Linked DNA regions of Homo sapiens: region 2 is linked to region 1. Evidence: chromatin contacts called from ENCODE Hi-C or POLR2A ChIA-PET data. All regions are on one chromosome and are shown on one strand. Each heading gives the region's core, a stretch centred on a gene start or an enhancer-like site at or near the end of the contact. The rest is flanking DNA. Distances are from core to core; before and after follow the strand shown.

Region 1 (6,813 bases), core at 2,542-5,041:
ACCTTTCTGAGCAGAGACAAGTGGACGCTGAAGTGGCACAGCAGTGGGCAAAAAGTGAGAAAGTAAGACTGTGGGAGGTGACTGTTACAGATCGGAAAACTCTGATTGAACCATTCACTTTATTAGCCAGTAAACTTTCTCAACCCCAGAGCAAATCAAGCTTTCCTTTGCCTGGGAGGAAAAACAAAGGGAACTCTAATTCTGAGAACTAAAAATCAGTAATTTCCACAATTGTATGTTGAATAGTGATTGCCTTTAAGTGTCTGTGAACATGGAGTAATATTACTATTTAAAATAGGCCATTTGTATCTACCTTTGGTCCTTAGGAAAATTCCTAAGGAAGTCAATTAATGCACTTTAGATGTTAAAAGTATTTGGGCTAAGGTTATTATTGCCTGATATGAAATAATATATTCTTATTCTCATTGTTTGAAACCTGTCTTTGAAATTAGCACCTTTGTTATTTATGTTGTACTTGTGAAAACAGTAAAATAGTTTGGATAGTTATGCAAATGCACCTATGTGTAACTTCCCCCCAACCCCAAGCTGTTTCGGAAGATATCATAATCATTCTGTGTAACATTATGCAAACTTCTAAGCCCAAACATGACTTTGTTTTTAAAAAGTTCATTAATCTAATGTCTAGGATTATAAAACATTTTTTTGTGTCTAAATTGGACCCAAAACATTGAACAGTTTGGGGTAGTAAGCTAAATTTCATCTTGTGGAGATTTTGCTAAACAGACTAAGACCCATGATTTAGCTTTGCTCAAATTAGAATGTTTAGCATGAGTTGAGGTACCAGGTAGTGTTAAGTAGGTTCATCACGCTCTAAGGCCGTTTTTTCCTTAGCCAGACCCCTGTTGATAGACCAGATACTTGAGGGCAAACTGTTTGCTCCTCCTCTTGAAAATGATTAGGCACTTAAGGACAGTAAAGCTGTATTTTCTGGAAGGAAGACTGTATCTTCTGGAATAGTTTTCTAGAAAACTAGTCATATACAATAAAAGTATCAAAAATATTGGGCTCTAATTTGATCTGACTTAGATGTCTGAGTTTGTGTTGTTTCTCTAAAGATTTTGGCAAGACTCAAGCAATGTGGCTGACTGTAACTTTATTAATTTAAAAGGTAGGAAGTAAGCTACTTAGTGGTTTCACCTGTGAAATAACTATTTTGACTGAAATGTAAAATAAGCTATTCAACAAAGAACATATTAAAACATCAAGTAATTTGTAACATCTTAAATGGAATACTTTTTTCATGAGCTCTAGTGAAGAACTACTACATATAAAAGACGATACTTACAAATCAGCTATTGCTGCTACAGTATAATTCTTCAAAATTTCTCATCATAAATTCATTTTTTGGTAAAAAAAAATTACCAGACACTAACTCACCCCCTTACCCTTTTCCCCCGGTTATTGAATATTAATCTAGCTTCCCACCCATGCATGTTACATAGATGGACAAATGCTTTCATAATGATTTTTAAATAAGTACCTTCCAGTTTGCTTTGTTTCCTACTAATGCAACTTAGTCTATATTAGTACAAACAGTTACCAATTCTTTTTAAATTCTGTAATGAATGTATGTGTATCCAGATAAGTTTCTCTGAAAGAGACATACAGAAACAGAACTGCTGGGTCAGGACATGTACTGCCAAAATGCCCCCTAAGGCAGGGTACCAATTTATCCATGACGGAACCCATTTCTCATGTACTTGCTACTACAGCATCTGCAAGTCAGAAAATGCTTTTAAAAAGATGCAGTAGGGTTCGTCTTTGAAGCCTAAATGGGGTAGATTATTTAACCTTTTCTAGGATACCTCATCTACAGCTGTGTAAAGTACAGATCCTAATATAGGTAACTAACTAATACCTACTAAATATGCATTATTTTTAGCTTGTTTTAGAAGCAGATACCTATCGATTTCAGAAGAATCTGCGAATGGCAACCAAAAGGCAAAAGAAAAGTAAATGAACACAGCAGTGTTTATTAGGTGGTTTTTAATATTGTTTATTAGCACAGTAACAAATGCAGACTTAAGTAGTCCACAACATAGAACCAATCCACTGAGCAACTCCTATTCCACGCCTTACAGTTAGTTAACAGCTTAAGGTATTTCACTACAGGTTTTCACAAGTCCTGATTCAGACCTTTTTTAAACAAAGTAGATTGGCATATAAAATAAAACGCACTACTCATCTCTTATATGGTGTTTTATAGCCACGTGTCCATTTTATATATATGAGATGACAATCTCTAAAAACTCTGTTAAATATCAATGTTCCCTTCCAAGAAGGGAAAACAAATTCCAATTTTGTTTTAAACAAAAAGTATGTAGTCTTAGAGGGACTTTACATAAATGGCCATATGTGTAACCTGTACCAAATTAAGCTGTTTTAAATTTACAGACTACAAGCAACTGAACCCAAATGTCTAAATGTACATTCTTTTCTGTACTACATTTCAGCTAATATTGCAGAACTAATGACAATTTTAAAAGTTGCTATTACCAATTCTGTCTACTGTAGCAAGATACCTTAAGTTACAACAAAATCTTAGGAAATAAGACTGAATAATATCTGTTATAGAAATACCCTACTCTTTACCAACTCCCACCCTCCCTGACCCCTTCAAAATCATAAGCAGCTCTCTTCTGTGACAGACAAATAATGTAAGAATTGTGAAACCCCAATTTATGTAGCGTATCTCTTGGTCCACTGTCTGGCCATTCTGTCATGTTCTGCTCTGTTGGTCATATACTGAGTGGCAATACTTCCCACCAAGGGGTCGGCTGGAAGAAAAGAATGTAGATTACTTTGGAGAAAGGAAAAGAACATTTTAAACTTTAGCGAATAGTGACAGCTTGGGTAGATACGTACGACAAAGTATGTGTGATCAAACCCATCTTCGAAACACCACTCCACCATGCTGGATATTTTTCCATCAAAATTTCAAAAAAACATAACGTTGGGGGAAGAGGGAATGCTTAGGCTTTAGTGTACTGGTCTGTCTTTATCTTAGTTCATTCCATTTTTCTCCCAACAAACAACACTCAATTGGAGTTTCTTTACTCTTATGTGTTAGGCTGAGTTCAGTAGAGACTGGAACGGTCAAGGCTTCAGACTGCAATGAACATCCAGCTGTGTTCATGTGACCCTTAGCTCAATGTCACCAGTTAACGGCATTGTGAATACTGTGAAGTCTTCGGGGCTGTTGCAGTGCAACACTATTAACCTTTACGCTGGTTAAAGAGCCAGGTTGCCAGGCAAAACCTGGACCTCCAATTAAGTATAGTATTTCTCTGAATCTTAGGATCTTTAATAAATTTATATTTGGTTTACCTAGAAAATATATTTGTCTGTGTGTGTGTATATATATACATATGTGTATATATATATATTTTTTGAGACAGGGTCTCGCTTTGCCACCCAGGCTGGAATGCAGTGCAGTGACATGCTCATGGCTCACTGCAGCTTTGACCTTCTGGGTTCAAACAATCCTGACACCTCAGCCACCCTAGTAGCTGTGACTACAGAAAAATATTTTTTAAATGAAATGAAGTCCCAAAAAAGTCACAATTCAATAGTCACTAAGTATTTAACAACTACCATTTTCAAAATTGAGTGCCATCTCAGTGACCAGCTATGGGACACATGCTCACTGAACCCCAGAGGCACAGGTGAGGCTTGCCAGGCAGATGACTCGACATTTAGAAGTGTCTGATTTGTTTTATAAGAACTCTATGGGAAATTAAGCAACAGGAAAAAAAAAGGAGGAAGAATAATTGAAACTAAAAGCCCAAGGCAAACTTACGTCAGTCTTCAGTTTAAAATACCTTGTTGCTAGAATATACTGATTAATGAAGTTGTGTGTCTCAACTAGTAGACTGAACTTGATTAAAACTTTCTTTTGAAAAGCCGATTAGTTTTTGTATTCACAAACTTGTGCAGAAAAATTAGTTTTGTCCTTTGAAAGCTTTTGGAAACAAGTATTTTTCAGGTAAGGAAGAATAAAACAAGGTAAAGAATTATGAACCTTACCAGGATTACAGTCTGTAAGAAGTGAGCAGATAGAAAGGAGGACTTTAGAAATGGTTAGTGCTGGACTCCAATTATCTTTCAATATGTCCAAGCAAATAACACCTTGACTGTTAATATTACAATGATAGATTCTTGTCCGAAATGTAACCTAAAAAAAACAAGTGACAGACAATATTTAAACAGCAAACAAACTTGTTACTAAATATTCAACTGAATGACCCTTAAGAAGGTGACTAAAAGCAGTTTTAATTAAAGCTGTCAAGAAGATAGACAATAAATTTGATTAGAAAGTGTTCATTGATACCATCTCAGGGACTGTGTCAATTTCATTTAAAATGTTATGTCCACTGACGGTAAGTTCAGTACTTCCTAATTTCATCTTTAGCAATTTTAAATCTTTTAAATATTAACATTTCCAAGTTTGAATAGCTAATTGTTTGCTGACCTCTTGTGTTAGCTGGTAGTACTACACTGCCTCAAAGTAAGCTTTAAAATACTGAGAATCATAAATACCTCTTAAAAACTGAAGTGCAACATAATGGGTACATAAAGATAATTAAACAACATACTTAGCAAACAATGACTACACCCAAAAGGCTGAACAAAATTTGAAGAGAAGTCTATTTCTGCTTTTTTCTGACCGTTACATCAGGTCCTATAGACATCCTGTCTACCTACATCACAGAATTTACTATTATATAATCGAGTGTCCATGGATGCAGAGCCAGTAATGGGCAAGGACCACAGCAGAACACAAGTCACATAAGCTGGTGTTATTTGGGTCTCTTAATTTTTATTTGTGAAATATACCAAAACACAAAGTAAAAATTACCTGTAATTTTACCAATTTTTTAAAAAAGTGACTTTCGATTACTTCTTGTTGCTGCAGTTGTACTTTTATCTGGCAGTCTACCTAATCCCCAAGACGGGGTTTTCTTTCTGACTGAATGAGAATCATAGATTGAGTACAGGAGATGGGTGACTTGGGCAATCCTCACCTGTCCTAGAAAGAAAACTGAGGCCTGGAGGTAAAGGAACAAGACCAAAACATGACAGGGAGCACAACAGAATCCAAAGCTTTGGGAAGAGATTCTGATTCTCTAGTTGTTTGGCCCCCTGACCTGCCCTGCCTTTTTTTGGGGTCTTGCTTTGTTGCCCAGACTGGACTCAAACTCTTGGGCTCAAACAATCCTCCCAAGTAGCTGGACTACAGGTGCACACCACTGCACCTGGCTTGACACCATTTTTAACCTCGAGAAAGGTTCAAAAACATTTCTCTATGGGCTGGAAAACAGGGGATTAATTCTAGGTTGCTGACAATATTACTATAAATAGCACAATTTTAAGCACCATCAAAACAAAGCACTTAATCCTAGAATGGTCTCTGCCAGATAAGGCAAAATCAACCTAAAGAAGTGTTTTGTATATGTTAAAATACTCAGATCTATTAGGACATAAGATAAATCTAGTTTCTGTGATTAAAAATTAAATTTAGAAAAACCTCAACAGTTGCTCTCTTGTGGGAATTAGTAAATTTGAGCATACAGGGAGATTTCTTACCTTTGGAGGCTTGAAGGGATATTCTGGTGTAAAAGTGATATCGAGAAAGAATACACCACCCTCATACACGGATCCTGGAGGCCCTAGAATGGTTGATCTCCATTCATAGATGTTATCGCCTTTGGGACCAGCACTGTGAATAATACGTCAACAAATAAGCAGATGGTGGCACTATCCCAATTTTTACAGTGTATTAAAAGAGATGGAAAGATTACCTCTCTCCTCTCTTTTGTTTACTGTGTGGATTCTCTTTACAAAACAAGTACAGAAACGGATGCAGAACTGCAACAAACCCATAGCCATTGGTCAAGCAAACTGGATGATAAAAGAATGTTAAAACCATTCTAAGCCTACCTAGCTACGAATAAGCAGGAAACTTTCCTCAATTCTCAAAACTCTCCTGGACACGTAGGAAAGTGTAAACAATACTTAAAATGGGAAACACATCTCAGCACCTAGAAGCGAAATTAGTGACAAATGCGAGCAGTTTTTGCTCACAGCTACATCACTTATGACCATTTTAAGCACAGAAGTTTCATTTTCTGACCCACTAACTGGCTCTTCCTTGCTCTTCTATCTCCATAATCTCACCTTTAAAAGAATCTAATAGATGGTTTATAATGTAAAAAGTATGTCCATGTTAGGTGGGAGGAGAATGGTAAGTATCCAGTTACAGGTTATTCAATTTTCATTTCAATGTGTATTCTATAATTGGGTTCTCTAAATACTAATACTTGAGACATTCCTCCAACCCTGTTAGCTGTTATCATAAATCACTGTTACATACACTTGGGTACACCATAATTTGGCCACAATACCATTCTAAAGCATTGTGTTGGCTTCTAGAGTGCCACCGCACCCAGCAAAACTACTCTTTTAAATAAATGTACGATGTGAATTGGATTTATTCACTCACTTACTGAATGCCCATGTACTAGGCAGAGGGTTAAATGTCAGGGGTTTTGATGCTGAACAAGACAAACTCCTTCAAGATGCCCTCTGCTAACTGGTTACAAAGTCTGATGCCTTCATTTAAGAGACAGAAGAGATGAAGAGGGAGGGAATAAAAAGCCTACCCATGGGCCTATACTTTCCCCAAACCCATCACAGGTTTTTCTTTTGGTCTGAAATTTGGTGTGAGAGATGCAACAGGTTAGGGGAATGAGCTTATTACAAAGGAAAAGCAGAGGAGAATACAAGTTGGGG
Region 2 (6,813 bases), core at 2,715-5,214, 130 kb after region 1:
CCGGGCCACCATGGTGAAACCCCATCTCTACTAAAAAAAAAAAAGTACAAAAATTAGCTGGGCCTGGTGGCGCGTGCCTGTAATCCCAGCTACTCGAGAGGCTGAGACAGAAGAATCACTTGAACTGAGGAGGCAGAGGTTGCAGTGAGCCGAGATAGCGCCATTGTACTCCAGCCTGGGCAACAGAGCAAGACTCCATCTCGGAAAAAAAAAAAGAAAGAAAAAGAAAGGAAGACAAAGGACAAAGGGGGAAATCTACCTCCTGGAGAGACGAGAGACTATAAGATATCGTTTTGCATGACTGGATGTTAGTTCAAGGATCTCTGAGATGCACTGTTTCTGGAGGACTGCCAGGCTCAGGATCAGGCTTTCTCTCATCTCAGACAAAGCTTTGGCCTGTGGGATGCCTACAATTTCAGCACTTTGAGGGGCCAAGGCAGGAGAATAGCTTCAGCCCAGGAGTTCGAGACCAGCCTGGGCAACATGATGAGATCCCCTCTCTACTTAAAAAAAAAAAAAAAAAAAAATTAGCCAGGAGTGGTGCTGCACACCTGTAGTCCCAGCTACTTGGGAGGCTGAGGTAGGAGGATTGCTTGAGCCTGGAGATAGAGGCTGCAGTGAGCAGTGATTGTGCTACTGCGCTCTAGCCTGAGCAACAGAGTGAGACTGTCTCAAAAAGAAGAAGAAAAAGGGCCAGGCGCAGTGGCTCACACCTGTAATCCCAGCACTTTGGGAGGCCGAGGCGGGCAGATCACGAGGTCAGGAGATTGAGACCATCCTGGCTAACACGGTAAAACCCCGTCTCTACTAAAAAGTACAAAAAATTAGCCTGGCATGGTGGCGGGCACCTGTAGTCCCAGCTACTTGGGAGGCTGAGGCAGGAGAATGGCGTGAACCCGGGAGGTGGAGCTTGCAGTGAGCCAAGATTGCGCCACTGAACACTAGCCTGGGTGACACAGCAAGACTCTGTTTCAAAAAATAGAAGAAAGAAGAAGAAAAAGAAAGCTAAAGCTTTACTGATTCTCTGCTTTATGCCAAACGCAGTGTTCATCTTTCATCTGCCTTCTTTCCTGTGTCTCTCCATGTTTTCTCCTTTTCTGTCTCTCTGAGAACACTTGCGATTGGATTTAGGGCCCACCCAGATAATCCAAGATGATCTCATTTCAAGAGCCTTAACTTAATTACATTTGTAAAAATGCTTTTTCCAAATAAGGTCACATTGACAGGTTTCAGGGGTTAAGATGTGGACATGTCTTTTTGGGGCCATAATTCAGCTCACTCCATGAGGCATGGAGCGCTCCTTATTTCCTCTGCCCCGGGAGAAAGGCGATTTGTGCTAAAAAGATAGGTAGACAGAAGGGAGAACTGGAGAACAGGCCTGCTCTATCATTCTTCCTCTAGCTGTTCTTGCTTCCCAGGATTTCTCTTTACTCCCAACTTCATGACCCTCAGCTTTGGACCCCACTGTTATGGGGACGTCTTTCCAGGTTTCACAATTCAAATTCCCAAGTATTCAAAGGTTGCTGGCCTGCCTGAGAAAGTGCTGGTATTAGGTTAGGCGTCTCTCCCTGATCTGATATGTTGGTGTCTTGGAAAGGTGGGAAGGGTGGGTAGCGCCACAAGATTCAAAACCTGTCCTCCAAGCCCTGTTCGTTCAGTGTCTCTAGCGAGCTGGTGGAGCAACAGCCTCCCTTAGAAGGAGCATATTTGAGCAGACCTCTCTTGCACAGGCCCTTGGAGGAGAATGCAATGGAATCCTGGGTTTCACATTGTACCCGAGCCTGTGTTCCATTTATCAAAGTGCCAAACTCCCTGTAAGGTAGTCACACTTTTAAGGGGACATACAGCATGAATCCTGGGGTCATGTTCTAAGGAGGCTCTGGCAATGATTTAATCATAGTAGCAGTCCTATTCGTTGAGCACCACTTTCATTTTCTCGTTTAATTTTTTTTTTTCTAGATGGAGTCTTGCTCTTTCGCCTAGGCTGGAGTGCGGTGGGATGATCTCAGCTCACTGCAACCTCTACCTCCTGAGTTCAAATGTTTCTCCTGCCTCGGCCTCCCGAGTAGCTGGGATTACAGGCTGGCACCACCATGCCTGGCTAATTGTCTTGCTTTTTTTTTTTTTAAGTAGAGATGGGGTTTTGCCACGTTGGTTAGGCTGGTCTGGAACTCCTGACCTCAGGTGATCGCCCGCCTTGGCCTCCCGAAGTGCTGGGATTACTGGCGTAAGCCACTGCGCCTGGCCTTCTCCTTTAATCCTTATAACAATGCTGCAAAGGAGTCCATTCCATGGAGGAGGAAGTCGGGGCTAATAGAGGCTAAATTACTTGCCCAAGGTCACCTGGCTCCTAAGTACAGCACCAATGAGCCCAGTCTTCTCCACTGCAATTGCTCTGTAATGGCTGTTCCCATTCATGCTACACATTAATCACTCCCTATGGAAATCATGTCAGAATTAATTGAAAGCCAAGGGCACTGGGAGAAAAGGGAGGCCTGGATTTTGTGGAGCCCTGATTTGGAATGATAATACACATAAGTACAGGGAAATGGATGTGTGGAGTAAGTGCTGGGGAAACTTACCCATTCCAGCAGAAGCATTTAGCATCTTACATTCTTTTGCACAATCTTTTCTTCTCTATGGTATCACTGAGGATTTGTTGCCTATAAAAATGTGAGGGAAATTAATTAAAAGTATTTATTTTGCCCCAATTAGAGATGAACTATGGGGGGCTCTAGCAGAGAATAGCAAAGACCCCTGTGGAACTATGAGATCCCTGTAAATATTCTGAGATGCAACTACATAGCTTCAGACCCTGGAATGGGAGGGAAACCCCTGCATAGGGAGCAGTAAATTACCAACTTCTCCAGTAAATGAGAAAGTGACTCTGCTGGCCACTGGGAGCGGGGCTGCAGAAGCCCTATGAGGTTTTCTGGAGGAATCCTGCTTCCGTTCCTTCCCATTTCCCAGGTTTGGCTCAACACCGTGATCCATGGTTACTGCGACCCTCAGGAAATTGCTGCTGTGGGAGCCTCCTCTTTTCCCAATCTACCATGCATACTCTTATTAGTCTTCAGACAATAATAATAATAATAATAATAATAATTATTATTATTATTATTATTATTTTGATGGAGTCTCGCTCTGTCGCCCAGGCTGGAGTGCAGTGCGCGATCTCGGCTCACTGCAAGCTCCGCCTCCCGGGTTCATGCCAATCTCCTGCCTCAGCCTCCCCAGTAGCTGGGACTACAGGCGCCTGCCACCATGCCCGGCTAATTTTTGTGTTTTTAGTAGAGACGGGGTTTCACCGTGTTAGCCAGGATGGTCTCCATCTCCTGACCTCGTGATCCGCCCGCCTCGGTCCCCCAAAGTGCTGGGATTACAGGCGTGAGCCACCGCGCCCGGCCTCAAAAATTAATTTTGAAAATAATGATATAATCTTTAAAAGAATTGTATTTCCAGTGGGCAGCACTCGCTTGATACAGAGCAGCAGGGCCATGTAACCTGGCTTCTAAATCATCACCTCTTTGGGTCCGCACGTATTTTTTATTTTTTATTTTTCATGCTTCAAATGCACCTTTGCAGAAGGAGATGAACTGGGGGACATGTTAGCGCCTCCACGGGCCTGCTGAGCTCTGTTGGCTGCGTGTGCTAAAAATAACTGGAGAGGTTAAAAAAATGTTGAAGCAGATTTAGGGGCTCTTCTGGAAAATGAAACACAGAAGCTGGGCCCTGGGTGGTTCTATTTAAAGCCGATCATCATCTCATCCATTCCTGTGGATTTACATGCGAAGACTCTACTCCCCAGCGGCTGGCTGAGGGAAGGAGGGTCTGATCTGCGTTAGGACTCACCTCCTCCCACGACCCTCTGCAAAGCAGCAGCTGTCCAGAGAAAAAGGAGTGCGCTGGGTCTGGCAAGCAGCTCAGTTCTTTCCTTCCACAATTGTCCCTTTGAATTGAGGAAAGCGAAAATAAAGTTTTCAAGGCCAATTTCACAATTTCATCTTCTGTGAAAAGCAAAATCAACGAGGCTATGAAAAATTACAAGCAGTTAAAACACTTTCATGTCGTCTTTCCCAGAGAGAGAGAGAGAGAGAAAGAGAGGAAATCAGACTGCTTTGTTCAAAGCAACGGCCAACTCAAGCCCTTTTTTTTCTTTCTTTCTTTTCCTTTTTTTTTTTTTAAACACATCTGGTCTCAATCTTTATACACCAGTGGACAAAAGCAATTAGACAGCTCTGTTTTCCACGTCATAATAATGGAAGTCATATATTTTCCATGGCTGTCTCATTTGGTTACCCAGCTCTGCAGAAATGGACTAAATGGAATTTAAAATGTGGGTCTTTTCTTGACAGTGTTGTTAGTGACCTGAGGGATAAGTGCTCCAGCATCTTCTAGAACCACCAGAAGTGAAAGAATAGATATTGCAAGTGTAGGCAAATAAACCTCAACGTAATTTACATGCCTGTGGGACAGGCCCTTCACAATCCTGTCTTTCCAACAAGCCCGGGGGGACAGGGATGCCTTTTTAGGATGGGTTCAGATTTGGAACGATCTCTTGACAAATCTGCTAGAGGATGCTAGAGGAGCTTTCATTTAAGGTGAAACTTCCGCTTTCTCATTGTATTGGTGAGAATTCTCTTGGTTGCCAGGGAGAGTCAACCTAACCCAGCCTGAGTAAAACAGAGAATTGGTTCGTATAACTAACCATAAGAAGACGAATCTGGTCAGACTCAACTGATTCCGAGGCTTCTTGCAATGCTATCTTCTTTTCTGCTCCCTCCACCTCTCCCGAGATTAGCAACTCCAAGAAAAGGATTGGCTTGGTATCAACAGTTCCAGCAATAATTCTGTAGTTATTCTCACTAAGTCAGGTGCCCATCCTTAAAATGGCTACAGGCTTGGGTCAGTGGTCCATTCCTGAAGATGAGAGTGGGGTCTGCTCCATCAAACCACAGGACTGAGATTGGGTAGGGCCTGACTCCACGAAAGAAAATTGTGTTTCAGCTTCAAAAGAAGAAGGGATGGATGCAAGATGCCATAGCTAGCCTATGTGGGACCCTTGTGAGTTGGAAACAGGCACCCCCTCCAGGCTGATGCAGACCTATGCCCCCACTTCTTGGGGAGCAGATGGCACCTTTGACCTGCCTTCCTCTGGGCAGAAGAAAACCCACACCTAGGACAGATAGTTGAGTGAGCAGAACTAAAGGTGGATATTGACTCAATTGACTCCTTGGCAGGACAACATTGTGCTGTGTGACAGACACCTGAACACTGTAAGTGGTGGCACTGGTGGGCAGGAAAACCAACATATGTCCTCCACATCCACCCCCAACCATTCTAAAATAGATGCCTTACCCCAAGTTTTCTTGCCTGACGTGCTTAAACTGTGGCTTATTCATTAGAACGTGCACATCAGCCATTTTACAACTAAATGTTTGCTCAAACTTGGGTGTGTGATGTTAACCCATAGAGGGAGCACTGGGATGGAAAAGTCCAGACCTGGGGCCCAGGAGGCCTGGGATTGATTGCAGCTCTGTGTTTACTATGAGGGCATACTTGCTGTAGTCCTGAGGCTTTTTTAGATATCAGCTTCCTCATTTGTAGGATAAGGGGACCCTTCCCAAAATCCTTCCTTCCTACTCAAGGTCCAGATTAGAAGGAGGCCTGTGGTTTGGGGGTCTTTCTTTTCTCCCAGTTTCCCACTGTTTGTGCCAACAAGTATAATTCTACCTCCAGCCCCCTTCCCCCAGCTGGTCTCCTCAGAAGAAGTTGGTGAAGTTGGTGGTTTTACCGCATTTAGTCGGTTTTACCGCATTTAGTTGGTGGTTTTACCGCATTCACAACAAGAAGTTGTGAAGTTGCTGGTTTTACCGCATTTAGTCACATTTGATCACCTCCAGCTCCCCCTTCAGCAGGTTGTAATTTCCCTCCCAAAAGACATTGGTGATACACAAACCCCCTTTTGCCTGTTAGGCAAATTAGCACCCACTCACCAACCTGGGCCCCTGCAGAAGCTGGCTGGGGACAAACACAATGCATTTGAAAGACCTGAAAATGCAAAGCTCAGCAGTGGCTGACTTCTGTCCCGTGAGGGTCAGGCCCTCTCAGCCTGAGCAGAGGGAGGGCCATTAAACAGGGGCATCTGCAGCAGAGGAAGGGACCCTGCCCTGTAAACCCAACGTTTCCTGCTGCAGGGGGCCCCTGCCAGTGCTGAGAATAGACTTACAGGGAAGAAGTATTCTTCATCATCTTATATGCGGGCACTTAACAGCCTCTTTGCATTTGCCAACCACAAATTCTAGCGCCAAGCACAGAACCCCACACATATCCTATCTCCTCTGTTAGTCTATCAGAACCAAATTTCCTTTTAGGTCATTGTGCCTGGCCCCCGCCACTTTGGCCTGCAATAGTGAGGGCAGAGTGACTAGGTTCATCTCTGCCAGAGCTGCTGGGGGAGGGCTTGGGGACCATGTAAAATGTTCTTTGGGGTGAGTTAGTCTGCTTCTATCTTACCACTCACAGTCAAATTGGTCTTCCAAGGCCTAGAGACTCTGAGTGGGGTTAATCAATGCCTATGGGTGCCACTGGGTGCCACTAGTGGAATATTTTGGGGTCCAAACAACCAGTCATACACATAAAAAAGACCTGTTAATAATTTCTGCTTTATCATTCAGTGTCTTTGGGAGTTCAGAGCATACACAGGGAAATATAATAATGCTGATGCCTATATTTATAGAATACCATTCTGTCCTCATAGCGCTTTTATAGCGTGGATAGTTTAGTAGTTAAATGCTTGAAGTAAATCTTGAC

The links. A loop is a pair of places that touch in the nucleus more often than their neighbours do. ChIA-PET counts read pairs that join two places held with the same protein, here RNA polymerase II (POLR2A). Pooled maps may share reads with other maps.
Region 2: a loop to region 1 is called in a pooled map, with 2.3 times the contacts of the local background. The contact joins two enhancer-like sites. A Hi-C loop is called at or near these places in 2 of 50 pooled maps. POLR2A ChIA-PET finds 5 or more read pairs at or near these places in 5 of 52 experiments (BJ, HEK293, K562 and 2 more).

What each region holds. Positions count from the first base shown.
Region 1 is chr3:23,886,494-23,893,306 of GRCh38, reverse strand. It overlaps UBE2E1 (ubiquitin conjugating enzyme E2 E1), which reads right to left. Exons shown (of 6, transcript NM_003341.5): 4 at 5,608-5,740; 5 at 4,048-4,195; 6 at 1,667-2,798. The coding sequence ends at 2,701. NKIRAS1 (NFKB inhibitor interacting Ras like 1) reads left to right here. Exons shown (of 5, transcript NM_020345.4): 5 at 1-3,356. The coding sequence ends at 212. Among named protein-coding and RNA genes, the nearest start is that of NKIRAS1, 27 kb to the left of the region's middle. Within about 2 kb of position 3,791, at least 2 of the 41 ENCODE cell types and tissues checked have a DNase peak (open chromatin) inside an H3K27ac peak, as active enhancers do.
Region 2 is chr3:23,760,287-23,767,099 of GRCh38, reverse strand. No RefSeq gene overlaps it. Among named protein-coding and RNA genes, the nearest start is that of UBE2E1, 42 kb to the left of the region's middle. RefSeq lists a silencer at 3,785-3,834 and enhancers at 5,580-5,699, 5,800-5,849, 5,434-6,070, 6,071-6,707. Within about 2 kb of position 3,964, at least 11 of the 41 ENCODE cell types and tissues checked have a DNase peak (open chromatin) inside an H3K27ac peak, as active enhancers do.